Regions from separate parts of the Homo sapiens genome. Here all the other regions are linked to region 2. Evidence: chromatin loops called from intact Hi-C (ENCODE). Cell type or tissue: IMR-90. All regions are shown on one strand. Links, peaks and the distances in the headings refer to the core of each region. The heading gives the core; the rest is flanking DNA.

Region 1 (6,399 bases), core at 1,666-4,165, 79 kb before region 2:
CTCTTCCCAGCTTCCCAGTCACATACACCATTTCACCTGTCTCTGCCTTCCACAGTGCCCATATCTCTGACACCCTGAAGACCCAAGAGAAAGGTGTTCCCTCTGCCAGCCAGGCAGGACAATGCTGTGGGGAGAAAGGGAGTGGGGCCCAATGGTATCAGTATTTCCACCACACTTGGACAGGAGGGGGAACACCCCACTTTCCAAGAGGAAAGCAAACCATGCTGTTCACAGACTGGCCCATGGGGACACGTGGCTCATGCTGCTTTAGTTTACTCTCTGCTCTTCCAGTGGATCTGGAGGGCCCTAGACACGTGTGTCAGCCACTTCTAGAGCCAATGCTCCTGGAAGGAGATCACAGCAAGACCTGCCTACATCCATCTGCAAAGCTCACAGCAGCTCCCGTCATCGGACTGTTGTGTGTGTGTATAAATAATGAAGAGAATGAAATTCTAAACCTTTGGACTAAATCTTGAGTCTACTGGCTCAGAAGCCCAAGGGGCCTATTTGGTGGTGACAATAACAATTTTTCAAAATCAAAGGATATTACATAGAATTTAGAGTGTAGAGTGTGTTCCCACCCATGATCTCGCTGTTTAGTCCCAATCTCCCTCCAAAACAGAGTTGTTCTTAGTATGCCCACTGCACAGATGAGGAAGACTGAGGCTCAGCCCCGTTTCTCTTGGGTTCTAGATGGCAGTGCCCAGACTTTCCCCACTACACGCTGCTGTGTCTCAGGTGACTGCTGCTGCCCTCAGAAGACATGTTCCTTGAAGCAGCCCACCCACTGAAGTCAAGTAATAGCAAACACTGCCCCCCAGCAGATGCTACACAAGAAGCTGACACTGGCGCCCCTCTTTGGAGATAAGAGACAAAACGCCAAGGAGCAACCAAGAATACACCAGGCATTGGCAGCGGTTCTTTCTGAAGCATGGATGCTCGTACTCTCCAAGTTACACATTTCTATAATGTTCCCACATTCTTATAATACCTGTATTACTTTTATGATCTCCAAAATCAATAACTATAAAACAGAAGCACCAGAAGAGTTCAGAGCAGCAAGGATCCCATTGAAAAACTGTCCTTAAAAAAAATGCCCTTGAGAACAATTCATTTCTCTCTCACTGCTGATAGAAGTACACACTTCAGATTGCTGTTGGGAAACCCATGTGGGGACCTGAACCCTACAACCAGTCTAGCAGGAGACAGGACGAGACCTGTTTAGGGAGCATTTGCTTCATGCAGATGTCTGGGCCTCTGAGACTGGGTACCTACCTGCCAGGAGGGGTTTGTGCAAAGGGGAGGGTCAAAGAGGTAGACAGTAGTGACATTATTTCTAATGTTGCTAGAGATTTCGATGTTTTGTTTTGTTTTTTGTTTTGTTTTTTTTTTTTTTGAGACGGAGTCTCACTCTGTTGCCCAGGCTGGAGTGCAGTGGCGCGAACTTGGCTCACTACAAGCGCTGCCTACTGGGTTCACGCCATTCTCCTGCCTCAGCCTCCAGAGTAGCTGGGACTACAGGTGCCCACCACCACACCCAGCTAATTTTTTGTATTTTTAGCAGAGACAGGGTTTCACCGTGTTAGCCAGGATGGTCTCGAATTCCTGACCTCATGATCTGCCTGCCTTGGCCTCCCAAAGTGCTGGGATTACAGGCATGAGCCACTGTGCCCGGCCTCGATAATGTTTTATAAGAGTATGGGAGACTCCTCTCTTTGGGGAAGGGGTATCTGGAAAGATACAGTATTAATGTTAGATTTTATAACATGGCTGAAACTTGGAAGAAAGGCTGGGACCAGAGAAGACAGAGGGTAAATCGAGAGAACAGGAAATCAACTTGCTTGGCAGACACATGCAGCATCTTTGTAGGAAATGAGAATTCGTCAGATGATTTCCGCAGGTCCCAGCCCACTGGGATGAGCCAGGGAAAGGTGTCTCCAGTGATCCTTGGAGGGCCCAGGCAGCAAATGGACAAGAGAAGCCACTCTGGCTGCTCACAGGCCAAGAGCTGGAGCCAGAGGGGGGCTGCCCTGGAGGAGGAGACCACAACACCACCTGTCCCCACCTTCAACAAACACTACTACCTGTACATGCAAAATGCTGCACTAGCTGCAGAGAAGAAAAGAAACATAAATCTGATGTGGGGCCCCCAACAGGGGCTTGAGCCCAGCACACTTGTGTACCTCCATGCATGTATGTTCACATGTCAGGGGCACGAGTTCTTAGGAGGAACTATTTACTAAGCATCCATGATATGCTAGGTACTGTACCAAAAAGGAGGTGCTCCACTGATGGCTTCTAACCACTTCGCAGAAGAACCTGAAGTTGAGATGTGGAATAACAACAGTCATAGTTAGTGATGAAACCAGGACTCAAACCCAGAGCTGACAGCACAGGCCCAGCTTGTGACCCACATACACAAATAACTGTTAGAACAGGTCAGTGTGGCAAATGTCAGGTCAGAGATAGAGACGACAGCACCCTGGAAATTCAGAGGAGAAGGAAGAGAAGTCACAAAGCCTATTTCAGATGGGCTGTGCTTCTCTAGGCTTGACTTACAGACTGAACCACTCACTCACAGGAGAGGTCTGTGCCAGGTCCTGGGATACAAAATCCCTGCTCTCAACGAGCAAGCTCAGTGTAAGGGAGAGGCTGAGAAATAGGACATGGCAATACAGCAAGGCAAGGCCAAGGATGTGGTTTGGGATCCAGGGGAGGGATTGGGGAGGTACACACAACCTCCCCGGGGAGTGATTCCACGGACGCCAGGCCACCTTTAGCTGGGCGTCCATAACATAGCAGGCAGCTCTACCTGGCCCTTACCTGAGACAGGGCAGCTTCTTCCTCCTGCTGATCCTGAATGGAAGGACAGGGCCTCTGTGCTCAGCCCTCTGTGGCTCAGAAGTTGCTCCAGGCCACACAGCTGAGCCCCAGCTCTCGTGGTTTCCAAGGCCCTGCTCTCTCCACAGCTGCCTCAGCCTCTCTCCCCCTGCTGATGACTCACAGGAGAGGCTACAGCTCTTCCTTCTACTTTCTGGGTGGAATGTTTTCATTCCCAAGATTGGGTGTGGGCAGAGCCAGGACCACAGGGACCGCAAGGCTGTGTTGAGTCCCCCGGGCAGACAGCGTTTCCTTGCTAAGTTCCCGCCAGACTCCAGAGCCAAGCCTCAGACAAGTGCGTCAGCTGTGTCCCCACTGGGAGGTCAGGCCTGCTGGGCCCCTTGGGAGGCCTTAAAACTGAACGCCAGGCCCGGGGCTGGCAGACAGCGACCGACACTCTTGCTTCTTGTTCTCCTCCCCAATCTTTTTCTTCTCTGCTCCCGGGAAGGCAGGGCCCTGTCACCCAGGGAAGGGAATCTCCCACTAAGGGACTGATTACCCTGTGGGTACCCCCTGGGGCTCCAAACCAGCCCTTCCCTTGCAGTGGTGCCCTTTTAGCGGGAAGAGGGCCGGGTCCTGCCATTTCAGCTGGCATCTCCAGGCCACCTCTGCCTCCTCCTCTTCCCTTTCACACGGGGTGAGGCCAAGGGGAGGCTTTATTCCCTCCTCACTCACCAGGAGCCCTGCTGAACACTGGCATTCACTGGCATTCATCCCCTGCACCGGAGCCAGCAAGAGCAGCTCCTTTCAAACCCCCAGAGAGATGCAAAGCCTGGATAAGGCCGTCCTCGGGTCCTTTGTTGGGGACTTGGTTCCCAGGCTTTTGATCTCCCAGGCTCCCTGGCCAGGCCCCACCGGAGCGACCGCCATAATAAGGCCATTGTGACCCCAGCACACCAAGCCCGTGGTGGGTGTCCCTCTCCAGGCTGGCACCTGAAAGCCGTGAATGCTGGCTTGTCACGCAGAGAAGCTACAGTATCCTGAAGGAGAAGGGCCCTCCCCCAGGCAGACACAATGGAGGGAGGCCTGTGGGAGGCCAGGGCCTTTGTGTGGGAGAAGTCGAGCGTGCTGCTGAGTGTGTGCTCGGGAGGGCCCTGCAAACATCAGGGAAACAGCCTGGAGACTTCGGGGACTTGAAAGATGGGGCAAAGGCCAGCCTCTGAGGAGTCGGCCTTTTAAAAAAAAGTTTCACTATCCTCTTCCTCCTCCCTCAGCAACTCCCACTGTTGCAGAAAAGTGGCTGCTTTGGAGAGAGCGGCACGTTCTCTCTCACTCTCATCGTGGGCCTCTGACCTATGCGTACCCAGGGGTGAGGCCTGGCTGGCAGGAAGGGACACCTCCGGAGAATCCTCGTGCAGTCAAACACAGGCGCGGGCGCGTGGGTGCAGTGCGGAGCCCCGGGAATAAACCGCTTCTCTGGCTCTGGTCACCTACCCTGCGGGTGACCTGGAGACTGAAAGCACAACAGTACCTTGGAGGATGGAATGAGTTACGCGCCAAAACCCTGGTCAGTAATCCAGCGTGAGTGGTGGCTTCTGAAGGGATGAGTGGCCCCCACACCCTCCGCTGCCTACGACCACGCCTACCTATCCTCCGGCCCAAGTGAGCCACGGCAAAGCCCTCCCATAGGTAAAGGGGTTTATCACCCCCAACCCAACTCCTTAGTTTTTACTTCAGCCAGCGATCTCAATGCTCTCCTCCCACAGGCAAAATAAACCTTTTACTAAGGGGTAGACGGAGGCCCTGAGAGACCTCTCTTTATCTGGAAAGCAGTGTCCTCAGTCAGGATGGGCACTGCTGTGACCATTTTAGCTTCTTAGTATCCAGAGACATGGGGTGAAATGTCTGGCTTAGGATCCCTCTTGGGCTAAGGAACACCTCCTGGGCTGTCCCCTAATAAAGTCACCTCCTCAAAGTTAGCAGCGGTCAGTGGGGGTGGGGGTGGCGGTAGAGCATGTGGGGCAGCTGATAAAGTATCCACAGCTTGAGGCATTGGAATCCTGGCTCCATGTTACCTTAATCCTCACTTGCTTCCCCTGTAAACCTGGGAACAGCAGTGTCTGCTCCATGGTCCAGCATCCAGCACCCCCAGCACCATACCCAGGACGAGGTCTGTGTCCAGTAGCTCCCCTTGCCATCAGCTTCCTTGCAACTCTGAAGCCCTTTCAGTTCCTCTAACGCTCCTTCCTCTTGCTCACCTCCTGTCCTCCAAACCCTCCCAAGCTCCTCCCCTTGGCCTGGGGATAGTCATCCCTCTCTGTTTACTCAGCTAACTTATATTCATCCTGCAGGTCCCATCACAGACATCATTACTTCCTCCAGGTAGTCTTCCCTGATTCCCTAGTCAAGATGAAATCCCTGTGCCCTGGGACCCGTGGCCCCTGTACTTTCCCCCTCAGAACATGTGTACACTGATGAGACACTGCCTTGTTTGTGACTTCTTCCCTGGGCTGTGTGCTCTGGAGGGCAGGGATGGGTTGGCTTCATTTACAGATATAGCTATAGCACCTCCCAGTGTGCCAGGACAGGGTCTTAGTACACATTTGCTGAAATGATAATTTAAAATTAACCAAAAGAGGGTCACATCCTTCCCTCCCCGCCCCTAGTGCGACAACTCTCTAGAGGCAGGGACTGTCCTAGGTACAAGAATAAAACCTTGAGTCTTTGCTTTATAATTTGGCAAAAGTGTGCATTATTCTTATTTTAGCTAGAAAGCTAAAGCTATCCCCTCTTAGAGTGAGTCCTCACTGAACAAACTTCCCAATTGACTCTTGTTCCTGGGATAGGACACCAAAATATGCCACCACAAAATATGCCTCTTGGGCATAAGGATTTATGAACTGAAGGCAGTTAAGAAGCAGATACAGGAAGCTCTCTGTCCTCCCTCTATTTGCTTAAAGGCAGGATATAGATGTATAAAGACAAACGGTATCCCATCCCACTTCTACCAGGGAGAGCAAAGGTTAACCACTGAAGACAATTTTAGACCCTTATCAGCCAGCAATGCCAACAGAGAAACCTACATGAACAAGCCTCACTAACCAGCCCTTATCTGCCATCTATTTCCCTTGCCACAAGCTGCCACCCCTGAAGACTCAAAGTTGTTTTTCTTTGCCTTATCACTTCTCTAGAAATTTATTTTTTGTTGTTGAAGATGCTATATAAGCTGGAATTCAAAGCCATGTATTTAAGAACTACTGACTCCCTGGGTGTGACCCATGTATGTATGAAACATACAGTTTTAATAAGCTGCTGTTTGTTTTTCTCCTGTTAATGTGTTACAGGGTTCTGTTCCAACTAAGAGCTTAGGAGAGTTGGAAGAAAAACTGTTTTTCTTCCTCTACACTGGCATTAGGCCCAAACAATGGTAGCGTTCCTGCCATGGCCCAGCTAACCTGCTGACGTCCTGACAGCTCCCTGGATGCCCCAGTCCCCCAAAATTCAGTGAGCTGAGCCAGCAGGAAGGTGGACTCCAGGGAGACCGCAGCAACATGGCACCCCAGCTCAGAGTGGGGCTGC
Region 2 (6,077 bases), core at 3,578-6,077:
TGATGCCCGTTAGGACCAAAATGAGGGCTCATTCAACAACCCTGCCTCTCTGAAAAGTTGATACCAACCTTGGTGGGGAGGTTTTCTTTTGTTTGAGACGGAGTCTCACTCTGTCACCCAGGCTGGAGTGAAGTGGCGCGATCTCCGCTCACTGCAGCCTCTGCCTCCCGGCTTCAAGCAATTCTCCTGCCTCAGCCTCCCGAGTAGCTGGGACTACAGGCACACGCCACCATGCCCGGCTCATTTTTTGTATTTTTAGTAGAGATGGGGTTTCACCATGCTGGTCAGGATGGTCTCGATCTCCTGACCTCATGATCCACCCGCCTCGGCCTCCCAAAGTGCTGGGATTACAGATGTGAGCCACCGCGCCCGGCTGGTGGGGAGCTTTTTTGAGGCCTGAAAGGAATCTATTGTCCTGTTGGTGAATAATTTAAAAAAAAATTATCCCAAACACCACAAAAGAGTACCATGTTTACCCAAGAATTCAGCCTGCGAGATGTTTTACAAGGAAAGTGGCCATACTGCTTCCATAGTGGTGGTGTCCGGGAGCTAGCATGATGAAACAGTTCTCCAAAATGATGGCAGCAGTCGATGTGGTCTCCTCAAAGACATCTGGGGAATGATATTGAGCCAGTTCCAGAGAAGTATTTAGAATTAAATGGCAGCATAAAAGGGTTTACACCAAGGATTTATGTGGCTGAGGTCACAAGCAGGTTGTGACAGGGTTTGAGGCAGCTTAGTTAAGTCTGATACAGACACACATCAGAGCCAATGGTAGATTTTTCTCCCCCTCCCCACCCACCCCTACCCTGCCCCCTGTCCTTGGGAAAAAGATAAAAACAAATCCTTTCAGCTATTCTTCCAGGCTCAACTTAAGCTAACATATACTCCAGTTCCTAAACAGCTGAGTCCATTGCAGTCCCTTAATCCTAGTATTTGCTGGAAACCCAACTGCTGCCAAAGATGCCATCAACAAAATACAGGACACATCCTGTGTCAAAAAGAACCAGCAAAGTTGGAGAAAGTTCTGTAATAGGTAATGTAAGGAGAGAACGGTAAAGTGGAAGTGTTGCCGGCATTTGGTAACCAGCTAAAGTGAAACCAGAATATTGATGTGTGGGTGAGGGAAACATATTCGCACCTCAAAATTGAGGGGAGAAAAAGAAGAATGAAAGCTTTGCAAGTTTAATACACGAGTAAATACATAATTTTATGTAACATATAATTCTATGCTAAATAAATTGAACAAATAATTAATGACAGGTTGTTTGGAGGGGGTAGATGTTTACAAGGTCTTCCCGTAGGCCACGGTCAGATGGATTTCTACTGCTCTCCACAAACCCTTCTAGCTGAGCCTAGCTGTGAGCTTCTGCTTTTTAACGAAGTTAGTATATAGTGATGTCATTTATTATCCTGCTCCAGAAATGCAATATTTTTTAAAAGGGGGGGAAAGCAGAGAATGTCCTCTACACATTTGAAGAATATATAAAAACCTCTAAAATCTCAGAATATGTTACAGCTGGAAATTTCAGGGAGTTTTTTAAAAAAGTCAGCTTAAATTTAATAGACCGTTTAAATTCTTAGTTGATGGTAATTAGGGAGCAAGAGGCATTTCTTTAAATGCTGCTAGACAGAACTTAATCCAATTTAGGTAATCACTAACCTTTGCTTTTTTTCTCTCTTTCTCTCTCCCGTACATGAAATCCGAGGATTAATCTACAAAGGCCATAAACTGGCAAAGCATAAAAAAAGAATATTTAAAGAGGGAGACTGAGTGACTGGAACCTCAAAGGGCCAAGTCTAATTAAAATGCAAACAGGTCCCACAGGCTCCCTAATTTATATTGACTATAAAGCCAACACCGGGCAGCAGAAGGCATCGGGAGGGAGGTGGAGACACTTCACCACTCTTCCCTTCTGGGAACCTCATCTAGTGTGTTCTGCAATGCGACAGCCATCCTCGCCCAGGCCAATGCTAGTAATTCTCTATATTCACAATATCCACAGCGCCTGACTTTCCTTCTTCTGTGGCATCACTACTGTCAGAATTATCCAGACTATCCCTTCAGGCTTCATTGTTCACCCACCTCCTGTCTCCTCATTTTAGAGTCCCTGAATAGCTCTGGCCTTGACTTCTGATCCAGAAACTTCCATGTGAACCACTAGGATTTTCTTGAGAACTTGGGACCCTGGGTTCTCCATGGAAGGCCTTCAAGGGTAGATATCAAAATGTACTGAAAAGAGCAAGACGCTTGAGTTCATGGCTGTGTGACACTGGGAAATTAACAACCCTCTCTGAGCCTCTGTTTTCTCATCTGAAAATAGAGAAAATAATACCTTCCTACCTGAGTTGTTGGGAGGCGCAAATACCATTACCATAGCTATACCTGACTCACAGAAGTTGCCCAATAAATAAGTCAGCTCATTTGTTTTAACTGTACAAGTTTCAAAGTAAATCTTGGATCCCCAGGTACTGACAAAAATGTGAATTAACTCAAATTCACCTCTGATGCCCCATCACTGCCATCCATCCCCCTCCTTGGCTCCATGTGAAATCTTCTCTTGTAAAACAGTGCTTTCTGCTTATCAGGGTACCGCTCTCTTTGTTCCCCAATTCCAAACCCCATAATATTCTGTACAAAATCCACAAAATATTTTATTCCTATATTTCAGCAACTAAAATATTAATTCACACTGACTTGTTAACAAAGGGTCATTTCTACAAGCATTGCCTTTAACATGTATTTACATTTTACATACAGAGAGGCAACTCTTGAGAACAAACCTTTAATGATGAACATTAGACATTGTAAGGATCTTTCAGAGGAACTCACACACTGTTTTTCAAATCAATTCTGTATTGGGTCTAGCTCTGCAAAAAGAATGAAAAGGAAAAAGGCTGCAATTTAAGAGAGATTTCAGCATATTTTACCTTGTACAAAAGGAACAGCCACAGGAAAACAGACACATGCATACCTACAAATCATTAGTATGGAGAAATCTGAAAAAATTAAGTAATCCACAAAGTCCTTACTGAATTCAATTTTCTACAGATAAATGGCTTTAATGCTGAAGATACATTAAGTCAAGGAGCAAAGTGAGGATTATGATTTAGGTCTGGACTATCAGCAAGAGATTTTCAGATAACCAATATAACAGTTTTCTAAAGACAAGATTAGGGCTTTTTTCCCCAATAACTGAGCCAATTTGTAACATTCTGTGAAATTTTGAAAATAAATAAAAAGCCATCCATCTAATCAACTATAACGTGAGCTAATCAACAATGGAGAATTGAAGGGAAAGACATGTCCAGACTATGAGTCTGGAGTAACAAATCTGTAATCCATTCTCAGCTCCATCCCTGTGTGTATGGCTTTAGACAAATTACTTAAATTCTCCAAGCCTCAGTGGGCTCATCTATATGATAGGGATATAATAGTACCTATATCATTGTTTGCATGAGGAGTATATAATATTATCAAAGTCTCTCAGTGCAAAGTTTAAGACATCATTAAGACCTCAAGAGGCATTTGCACCTTTCCCCTTTTTAAAACAAGTGGCACATATTTGTAATGTTCTAAGACAGAACATTATTGAAATTTCACCCACAGAAATAAATATATATCCATGGCCCTCTGGACCTGAAAGAAATGAGGTCCCACCCTTGAGAAACAAAGTAGTCTAAACTAAGCCTTTGAGAAATAAGCTAGTTAGACTTTCTTATTTCTAGTGCCTTTCTTCTTTTACATATTAGTGGTTCCAGTTGTTAGAAGCATCAGTAACATACTCAAAGAACAATGGTTGCAGTTGGAAAAACTGAAGACAACTTTGTGGATTGACCAAGCATCACTTCCCTTATCTGAAAGGCTACATGCTACAGAAACCGCTCTAAACAGCACCCTTGATCCTGATTCTAGGGCTGCAACCAGAGAAGACTAACCAGCCAGGTTCCACAGACAGGAGCCCTGCACCTTCGTCAGTCATACTGGGAACCTTACCAGGGGCTAAATTTTAAATGTGGCTAAATTAGTTTCTGCAAGCTCCATTTCCCCTCCTGACCCGCTAGCTGCTTCGTGTTGTCAGTAACAGCGCCTTCCACCCCAGAGCAATTTACCACAGCTCAGCACTTTGACATTTTGCAGTATGTAGGGCAATGAAATGTCATGACTGCAAATTTCTACGGTGGTCAGGATCACCAAAGAGAGGTCAAAAAGGGTAGTCTCCCGGGCTTGATCAGCAAGGGTCCCTTGAGGATGGTGGGGGATGAAGGCAGTACATTGGGCCGGTGGCATCCCTTTGGTCCTTAGCATGGGTCATCTGAATGTGCACGTGTCGTCTGGGCAACAGGTCCAGAATTCTGCCCAAGCAGGGAAGCCCGGAGATTCCAGCCCAGAGCTTTTTCCACGCGGGTCTCCGGGGCAGACGTGCAGCTCAGACGCAGCGCGTGAACCTTTCGTCTTGTGGGGCGCATCGCAGTAATTGAAACCTTGCGCACCGCAGGACTGCCGTGGCGTCTATAAATACTCACCGCCTAACTGCTGACAAACAAAACGCGGGCTCCCGGCACCGCGGGGGAAGAGGCGGCGGCAGCATGTGACCGAGGACAGGGACTGGGTAGAACTGGGGGTAACCCCTTTTGCCAGACAGGAAGGCATCCCAGAGCGGATTCCTGAAGCACAGTTAGCAAGCACACAGCCTGGTCCCACCCCGGGCGGCGGCCTCAAGGAAAATGGGCCGGAGGGTTGGGCAGGCAGGGTCCCAGCTGCCCGGGCGGGGCCCCTAGAGCGCCCCCTGCGTGCAGCGAGCCCGGCATGCGCGCACAGTAAGCGCGCAGAGGAAAGCCTCGCCGAAAGGAAGGCAGGCGGGAGAAATAAAACGGAAGGGGGATACTGCGGACTCCCAGCGCGGGGTCCGCAGCCGGGCCGTCCCAGGGCTTGCTCACAGCCCGTCCCGGCGGGATCCCCACTGGCTGGGCCCTGGCCCACCCTAGTCCGCAGAGCGCGCGCGTGCAGCAGCGCACGGGACAAAGTGGCTCCCTGCCCTGCCCTTCTCTCCCACGCCTCCCTCCAGAAAAAGGGGGACCGCCGGGAAAAGGCTGCTGCAGGCGCGAAATCTCCCGTGCTTAAGCGGGGTCAGCTCTTTAGATTTGCCCCCCAGAGGGAGAACGAGAGAGTCAAACAAGCCGACTTTCTTTTTCGACCTCCCGGCTCAGCCTAGGTCCCATGATCACCAGCATCCGCATCCCACCTCACGGCGGTACTTCAACCACCCTAAAGAGCAGACCGGGAGCGTGGCCTGCCCACCTCCCCACCATGGTGGTCTCGAGTAAGATCCCCTACGCCTGCCTGCAGCGTCCGATCGGAGGATCCTTAACCATGCAGGAGTTCCCACCTGGTTGCCCCCCCAAACGTGACACTTTTCCCTAGCTCCTACCCCCGCCACGCCGCGCCCCGTCAGATTAGCGCGCGGTAATTTTCGCTCAATCCTGCGCGGTTGCTGAGCCTATGACTCCGGCCCCTCCCAGAGACGCCCCCCACCCACCACTCACCTCCTTGGGGTCCCCGGCGTGAATCACCCCGAGTCGCGCACACCCGCCGCTCGCCTCCGCCCCAGACTCCGCGCGCCTAGGAAAAAGTTTCCGGTCTTCCCGAGGAAGTTTTCTCACCGGAGAGAAATGAGCGACCTGGATGGTTCTCCCCGTCGCGCTCTGCCCAGCTCTCCCTCCCTCCGTCCCTCCCTCCTCCCCCAGCTCTGCCCTCAGATGGGGTCCCGTCCAGCCTCGGTTCCTCTCCAGCGCGAGTCAACAAACGCTTCGGCCGCGGAGCTCCCACAGCCGGGCTGGTGACACGTTTCCCTCCTCTCTCATCTTACGGCCGCCTCCTCCTCCTCCTCCTCCTCCTCCTCCTCTTCCTCCTCCTCCCCCTTCTCCCCCTCCTCCCCTCTTCCTCCTTCTCCTCCCACTTTTCCTGTCCCGGGCACCTAGCTTTAGTGTCTCTCCAATGTCCCCCAACTCACTTCACCCCATCTCACTCCTCCTCCCCTTCAGCAACTCTCACCCTGCTGGGGAGAGCGGAGAGG
Region 3 (6,399 bases), core at 2,180-4,679, 55 kb before region 2:
CAGCCTTTGGGCTCTAATCATCCCTCTTTCAGTCACCATTCTCTGTCATGCCACAGGGCCTTTGCATATGCTAGCCCTTCTGCCTTGACTGCTCTTTCTCTCCCTTCTTTACCTAACCTACTTCTGTTTATCTTTCTAGTTGCAGCTTGAACATCACTTCTAGGGGAAAGTCTCTCCCCATTGGTCAAACCACCCCGCTGCAGATTGTATTCTTAGTACTTGTCCTAGGTACAGTTTTATACTTGGTGATGATTTGATTCATGTGTGAGCTCCATGAGGGCCTGTAATGCTGTGATGGTTTTTCTGATTCCTGACTCCCCAGCACCTAGCAAAGTACTGGCTCATAGTAGATAATCAAATAAACATTTGATTGAAGCAGTCACCATCCTCTTTCAAATATAGGCTATGCTGTTTCACTGCAGGGAGGAGGAGGGGGAAGTCTAAAAGGACCCTCTCACAATCTGAGTCACCCTGGTTCCTAGAACCAAGGTGAACTCCAGCACCTGGATAATTTACCCCAAAGGGCAAAAGGTTACTCCAGCTTCTTTGTTGATGTCCCTTATCTTAAGCCTTCTACAACCAAGACAAGCAGAGGCCCTCTTGACCTGAAGGAGGGGAAGAAGAGAGAACCTTGCAGGTCAGCACTGGTGCCTACTTACTCCCCCTTTCAATGCCAAGACAGGATGCTCATTGGCACACAAGGTAATTCTGCAACCCAGCAGCAGTAAGACGCCTCCCGAGAACCCAGGTCTAATTGCTGGCTGCAAACTTCAGAGAGTAAGGGAGGTTTTGGAAAGCGTTCAGAGAAGAACATCTGACAGACACAGACCCAGCAACAGGGTAGCCCTGGGGGAGAAAGAGTTAAAGAACACAGGTGCCTTCCCTTCCAGAAACAGCCCATAAGTCAAGGACTTAGCTCCCTGCAAAAATGAAGGGGGTTGGATGGATGGTTCTAGGTGACCGTCCTATAAATCTGCCCTCTAATGTAACGCAGCAGTTTAGGTCACCAGAAGTATATAGGTAAGTATAAGAAACTTCCTAAGACTCAAGGTCACTAAGGCTCTGGAAAAGTTGAAGTTAACATGGCATCTTCTGCCCACAAAACAGCAATAAGTGGATATGAACAGCCACCTGTCTTTTCTGCATCAGTAAAGAAGGGGTGTGTATATATAGACATGTAAGTACCTAAGCGGAGATGTCGACAAAGAGGAGTTTGTTCAGTGACTGGACGGATCATATTAATTGTTTTCAAACTTTGTTTTATAGCAAGTTTTATCCAAACACAATTTTTCTTGGAGTTCTAATACATAAAATTAAAAAGTAGAGATGCCTGGTTGAAGATGGCAGAGTCCCTTAAAGGTTCCCCACATGCCTATTCACTGTACAGAACAGGCCCCAACACCCAGAACTCTAAGACTAGAAGAGACTCAGAGAATATGCCAGGCCTGGTGCTCTCAGGCCATGCCAGGGCAGGGGGACAGAATCTTGGATGAACTTTGTTCATCCTGTCTAGCCCCATTTCTGAGTTTTCACTCTGAGTGTATCTATGATGAGGGTTACTTGGGTGAGAGACATTCAACTTCCCCTTTTAAGGGCACTTGAACCTCTGGTTTTATTCAGTTTCTTTTTCATAGAGCTGTTTTTCCACATTTCCAGGAGCTTGTAATAACTCCCCAGATAACATACATACAATTAATATGGCCAGGGATAATGTTTCCTTTCCCTCCCTTTACCACGCAGTTGTCTTCCACATTTTTGTACTAGCCTGACTCCAAAATGCAAAAGAGGGCTGGGCACAGTGGCTCATGCCTGTAATCCCAGCACTTTGGGAGGCCAAGGCGGTGGATCATTTGAGGTCAGGAGTCGAGACCAGCCTGGCCAACATGGTGAAACGCCTACTAAATATACAAAAATTAGCTGGGCGTGGTGGCACGTGCCTGTAATCCCAGCTATTCAAGAGGCTGAGGCATGAGAATCACTTGAACCTGGGAGGTGGAGGTTGCAGTGAGACGAAATCATGCCACTGTACTCCAGCCTGGGCCACAGAAGTGAGACTCTGTCTCAAAAAAAGAAGCAAAAGAGCCACTAAATTCTTGGTCAAAGCAAGTCACCTAAGAATAAGCCCCTTCCTTTGACACATGAGAGGATAAAGCTAATGTAGCATACACATAAAATGGAATATTAGCCTTAAAATAAGAAGGGAATCCTGTCACATGCTACAACATGAATTTGAGGACCTTATGCTGAATAAAACTAAGCCAGTCTCAAAAGGACAAACACCATATGATTCCACTTATAAGACGCCTAGATTAGTCAAAGCATGGAAACAAAAAATAAGATGGTGGCTGTCGGGGGCTGAGGAAAGGGGGCAATGTTGGGAGTTGTTCAATGGACGTGGAGTTTCTGTTTTGCAAGATAAAGTTCTAGAGATCTGTTACACAACAATGTAAATATAATTAACACTACTGAACTGTAAAGTACTGAAATTATAAAGAGGGTATATTTTATATTGTGTGGGGTTTTGTTTAACCACAATTTAAATTTTTTTTTCTAAAGGTCTTGGGTTATTGGGTATTTATAAGGTTGAAAAAAAAATGTCATCGATGTATTCAAGGGAAGAATGGCTACAGGTTCAGCCAACTCTCAAATGTGCAAAGGTTAATTTCTAACCTCTATTCTTCCCAAGGCTTGGTAAGCATTAACTGTTTGCCAGACCTTGGAACTTTCCAGCGTCAGTTTCTCATTTTCCTTCCTACTTTGTCTTTCTAGGAGCCCCTTTCCTGGACACACTCGTGTCTTTCCCAGGGAATGGGAAGAAACAAAAGGATGATGACATGACACCTAATAAGTCTGGATCTGGAAGTAAGTTTGATCTACGGTTCATTAGGCTGGAGCAGAAAAAAAAGAAAGGGTCCGGTATGTTCGCCTGTGTGCCAGGTATGGTGTTATGCCACTCATGTGCCTTATATTCCCTACAACCCCTCACCCCAATTTATCACTTCAAAAATGATAAAAGCTGAGACTTGGAGAAACTAGTAACTAACCAAAAGTCACCCAAGAAGGAGGTGGCAAGCTAAGATCAAGCCCCACTTTGGTGGGAGCTAAGAGTAGCCCTTGGTAGAGTCATGGGGTTGGCTAATTCTTGCCTTTGGAACCTGTTTCTATCTCCATTCAGTTCCTTTCTTTCCTGTCAGTTGGACTTTAAACTCTAAGATCAGGAAATTTCCCTTTATCTATCAAATCATACCCTATTGAGTGAGTGCCTGCTTAGCCTAATGTCCTGCAAATGGACAGGACTCCTCTCTTCTATGACTCCCCAGAAATATTACAAAGGCCTGTAGGAAATAGCTCGGGACAGACCAGAGGAAATAGCATGGAGGATTCACAGTATAACTTATACCTTCAAAGGTGACCACCAGCCTGCATCCCATTAAAAACAAAAACAAAAACAAAAACAAAAACAAAACAAAAAAAAACCCTGAACAAGGTCTCCAAAGAAACCACCCCGTCCCACTACATTTTTCTGAAACACAGTTCTGACTTGCACTGCTGTGAGCAGCTGACTCAAATCAAAGTGCTGCTGCCTAGGTAGGGAGGAAACGGACAGGGTGAATCACTCGCTTGGAGCCTGCCCCTTCTGGACAGAAGCATCTCAGCCGTCCAGACATCAAAGACTGAGTCACAGAGGCCCCAGTCTACCAGGGCTGTCTTGTACTTGCCTTCACACAGCTTGATCTTCTCCTCCACAAAGAACAGTCCTTTTGCAAGAAGCTGGTTCTGCCAAAAGAGAACAAAGAACATAAGAATTTGGACAACTCCAGAGCGTAAGTGATGAACCCTCTTCCACTTCCAGTGGGCAAGGGCACAGAGTTCTAGGCACTTGTGTTCTAGCCGTGCCTCGGAGTTTAAGAAGCCTTTTTTCCTCTTGGAAGGTTAAGGCTTCCGGAGAAGACAGTGAGACTTCCCATAGCAAAAGAACGAGTGAGATAAGAGGCAAACCCAACCGCCACCCTCATCCCTCAGACGAGGGAAGAGGCATGACACAAACTTGGGATGAATTCGCTATTGTTGACACCCAGTGTCCTAGAGGCCCTTAGTGATCTAAACTCACAAAAGGAAGCATTGAGGCAATGGGAAACTATGCAGAAATAACATATTTTTTTTTAAAAAAAAAGATAAATTTAGGGCTTCTCACACTAGCATGAAAGAGACTGCGTGCAAAATCTTAAGCAGCAGTGAATATGCATCTGTCAATGAATGTGTGCATGGGAAATTGTGGAAAGAGAAAGTAAAGTCCTCTTGCAACTGCAACTAACAATTGTTGAGCGTCCTGTCTACATCATAAGATTTATATCCTTCATCTCATTTAATTCAATCCTATCAAGTTGGTGCTACTGTCCTCACTTTACTGATGGTTAGTGAAGAGACTGCTCAAGGCAGACAGACCTGGTCTTCCTGGGTCTGTAAGCCATGTTCTTTCCACTCCACTTCGCTGCCTTCCAGCAAGTCTTCCCACCCAGACCCCTTTCTTCCCTTGAAAGGCTATAGTTGGCCCCCTAAGACTTCTGCAAGTCACAGAAGCTCAGAGATCAATGACGGGCTGGTGTCTTTACACTCATGTCATATTATTAGATTACCCAGGCCTATGATTATGGGAGAGGCAGCTGCAAAGGTGATATGTATCTTACCAAAGTACCTAATGCATTCTTTAGCCTTCTCCATTATAAAACCCTAGATCCTACTGCAATGATAAAAGAAGCATATGGAGCAGAGTGGAAAGAACTTGGGTATCAGTTCAAGTTCCAGCTCAGCTACATTCTAGCTGTGCGATTTTGTATTTAATTTCCCTGAGTCCCAAGCTCCTCATATGTAAAATGGCATAATACTAGCAATACCATAACATTCTTCATTATAATCATTATAAACACATTAATCATTATAAACACATACACACAGTATTTTATGTCCTTAGTAATCAGCACTGGTGGTAGGAATAGTAATAGCTGCTATCTCAGCCCAACTTCTTCAAAAAAGGAGTGGGAGGCTGAGAGTCAGTAGTGAATGGGCCTTTATAAAATGTACTAATAGAACATTTTATCAAAGGTACTATCCCATTTCTGTGATGGATACACATTAACCAAATTCATACTCCTATTAAGATTTACAAAATATGACCTAATTTGAAAAAGTAACTGGTCATCAGGTAGTTCTTTCTTTTGAGATGGAGTCTTGATCTGTCACCCAGGCTGGAGTGCAGTAGTGGGATCTTGGCTCACTGCAACCTCTGTCTCCCAGGTTCACGCAATTCTCCCACCTCAGCCTCCTGTGTAGATGGGATTACAGGCACCAGCCACCATGCCCAGCTAATTTTTGTACTTTTTTGGTAGAGACGGGGTTTCACCATGTTGGCCAGGCTGGTCTCGAACTTTTGACCTTAAGTGATCTGCCCACCTCGGCCTCCCAAAGTGTTGGGATTACAGGTGTGAGACACCACACCCAGCCACCATGTAGTTTCAAGATGGCAGATAGAACACCAAATCAAAGTTACAGTGACACCATATAGGAATACACCAACTTTGTTAAAGGAAAAAAAAAAGCAATTCCTTCACAAAGAATTGTGAAACACACAGGCAATAAAGACAAAGCCCTAACCTGTTCTTTAGCTTCCAGCCAAGTTCATGAATCCCAGCTGGGTCATGGCAAGACTTTCTGGGTCAGAAAGCAAGAAAATACATCAGCACCAAATCGACATCTTGTGACAGCTGAGCTGGACATGAGTGGTCTGTGGAGGTGTGTTCAGATGGCAACCACTCCACCTGAATGCTTCTTAGCACAAATCTCATTTGTGCCCTGCAGTCTCCACCTGGTTGGTCCCTTTCACCTAGTCCAGGTGAGGTTCTCAGAACGTCCCCTTAGCATTCTGTGCATGGGCTCCTAAATGTCATTCTTCTCAGCACATCTAGTGTCAACACTGATGTTCCAGGCTTCTATTAAAACAACTTTCCTAACCCTCCCTAATTTCACATTTCTGAGATGCACCTATAGAGGTAATAGAGATCGCCTCTGTGATTCAATTTTCATCATTTTGTTCTATCACTATAATTATCTACATGGGGGGAGGATAGGGGGAACTGAGGCATGGACAGAAATGAAAACCTAGTCCAGGTGATAGCATGAGTTAACAGAAATTAATTCAAACCATTCATTTGTTAGAATTTTAGGTCCTTAGGAGTGAGGACCATATCTCATTTTAGTTAGTACCCTTGGCTCCTGGTATAGTACCTAGAACATAGTAGGTGCCTAATAAATATTTACTGAATATATATACTGGCTATTTTAGTGATAAAGATTTTTTATTTTTAAGAAGCCAAGATAAAAGACAGAATATTTTAAAGAAGA

What was found. Hi-C counts contacts between places; a loop is a spot of excess contacts. Peaks named below come from ENCODE experiments on the same cell type or tissue, not always from the same donor. Only the 100,000 strongest peaks of a DNase experiment are listed, where the experiment ranks them.
Region 1: a loop joins it to region 2, with 2.9 times the contacts of the local background. A loop is called at or near these places in 16 of 110 quality-filtered maps.
Region 3: a loop joins it to region 2, with 4 times the contacts of the local background. A loop is called at or near these places in 13 of 110 quality-filtered maps.

What each region holds. Positions count from the first base shown.
Region 1 is chr11:36,452,603-36,459,001 of GRCh38, reverse strand. The region is part of intron 8 of PRR5L (proline rich 5 like); the gene reads right to left. Among named protein-coding and RNA genes, the nearest start is that of TRAF6, 54 kb to the left of the region's middle. RefSeq lists an enhancer at 3,227-3,751. In IMR-90, for the core only: no CTCF peak of the experiment used is centred there; a DNase peak (open chromatin) is centred at 3,041; H3K27ac peaks cover 2,157 bases.
Region 2 is chr11:36,376,175-36,382,251 of GRCh38, reverse strand. All of the region lies in intron 1 of PRR5L (proline rich 5 like), which reads right to left. Among named protein-coding and RNA genes, the nearest start is that of PRR5L, 83 kb to the right of the region's middle. RefSeq lists a silencer at 4,743-4,892 and an enhancer at 4,486-5,057. In IMR-90, for the core only: a CTCF peak has its summit at 4,798; no DNase peak of the experiment used is centred there; H3K4me3 peaks cover 2,025 bases; H3K27ac peaks cover 311 bases.
Region 3 is chr11:36,429,231-36,435,629 of GRCh38, reverse strand. It overlaps PRR5L (proline rich 5 like), which reads right to left. Exons shown (of 9, transcript NM_001160167.2): 5 at 3,720-3,777. Among named protein-coding and RNA genes, the nearest start is that of TRAF6, 78 kb to the left of the region's middle. In IMR-90, for the core only: a CTCF peak has its summit at 3,637; a DNase peak (open chromatin) is centred at 3,639; H3K4me3 peaks cover 377 bases; H3K27ac peaks cover 343 bases.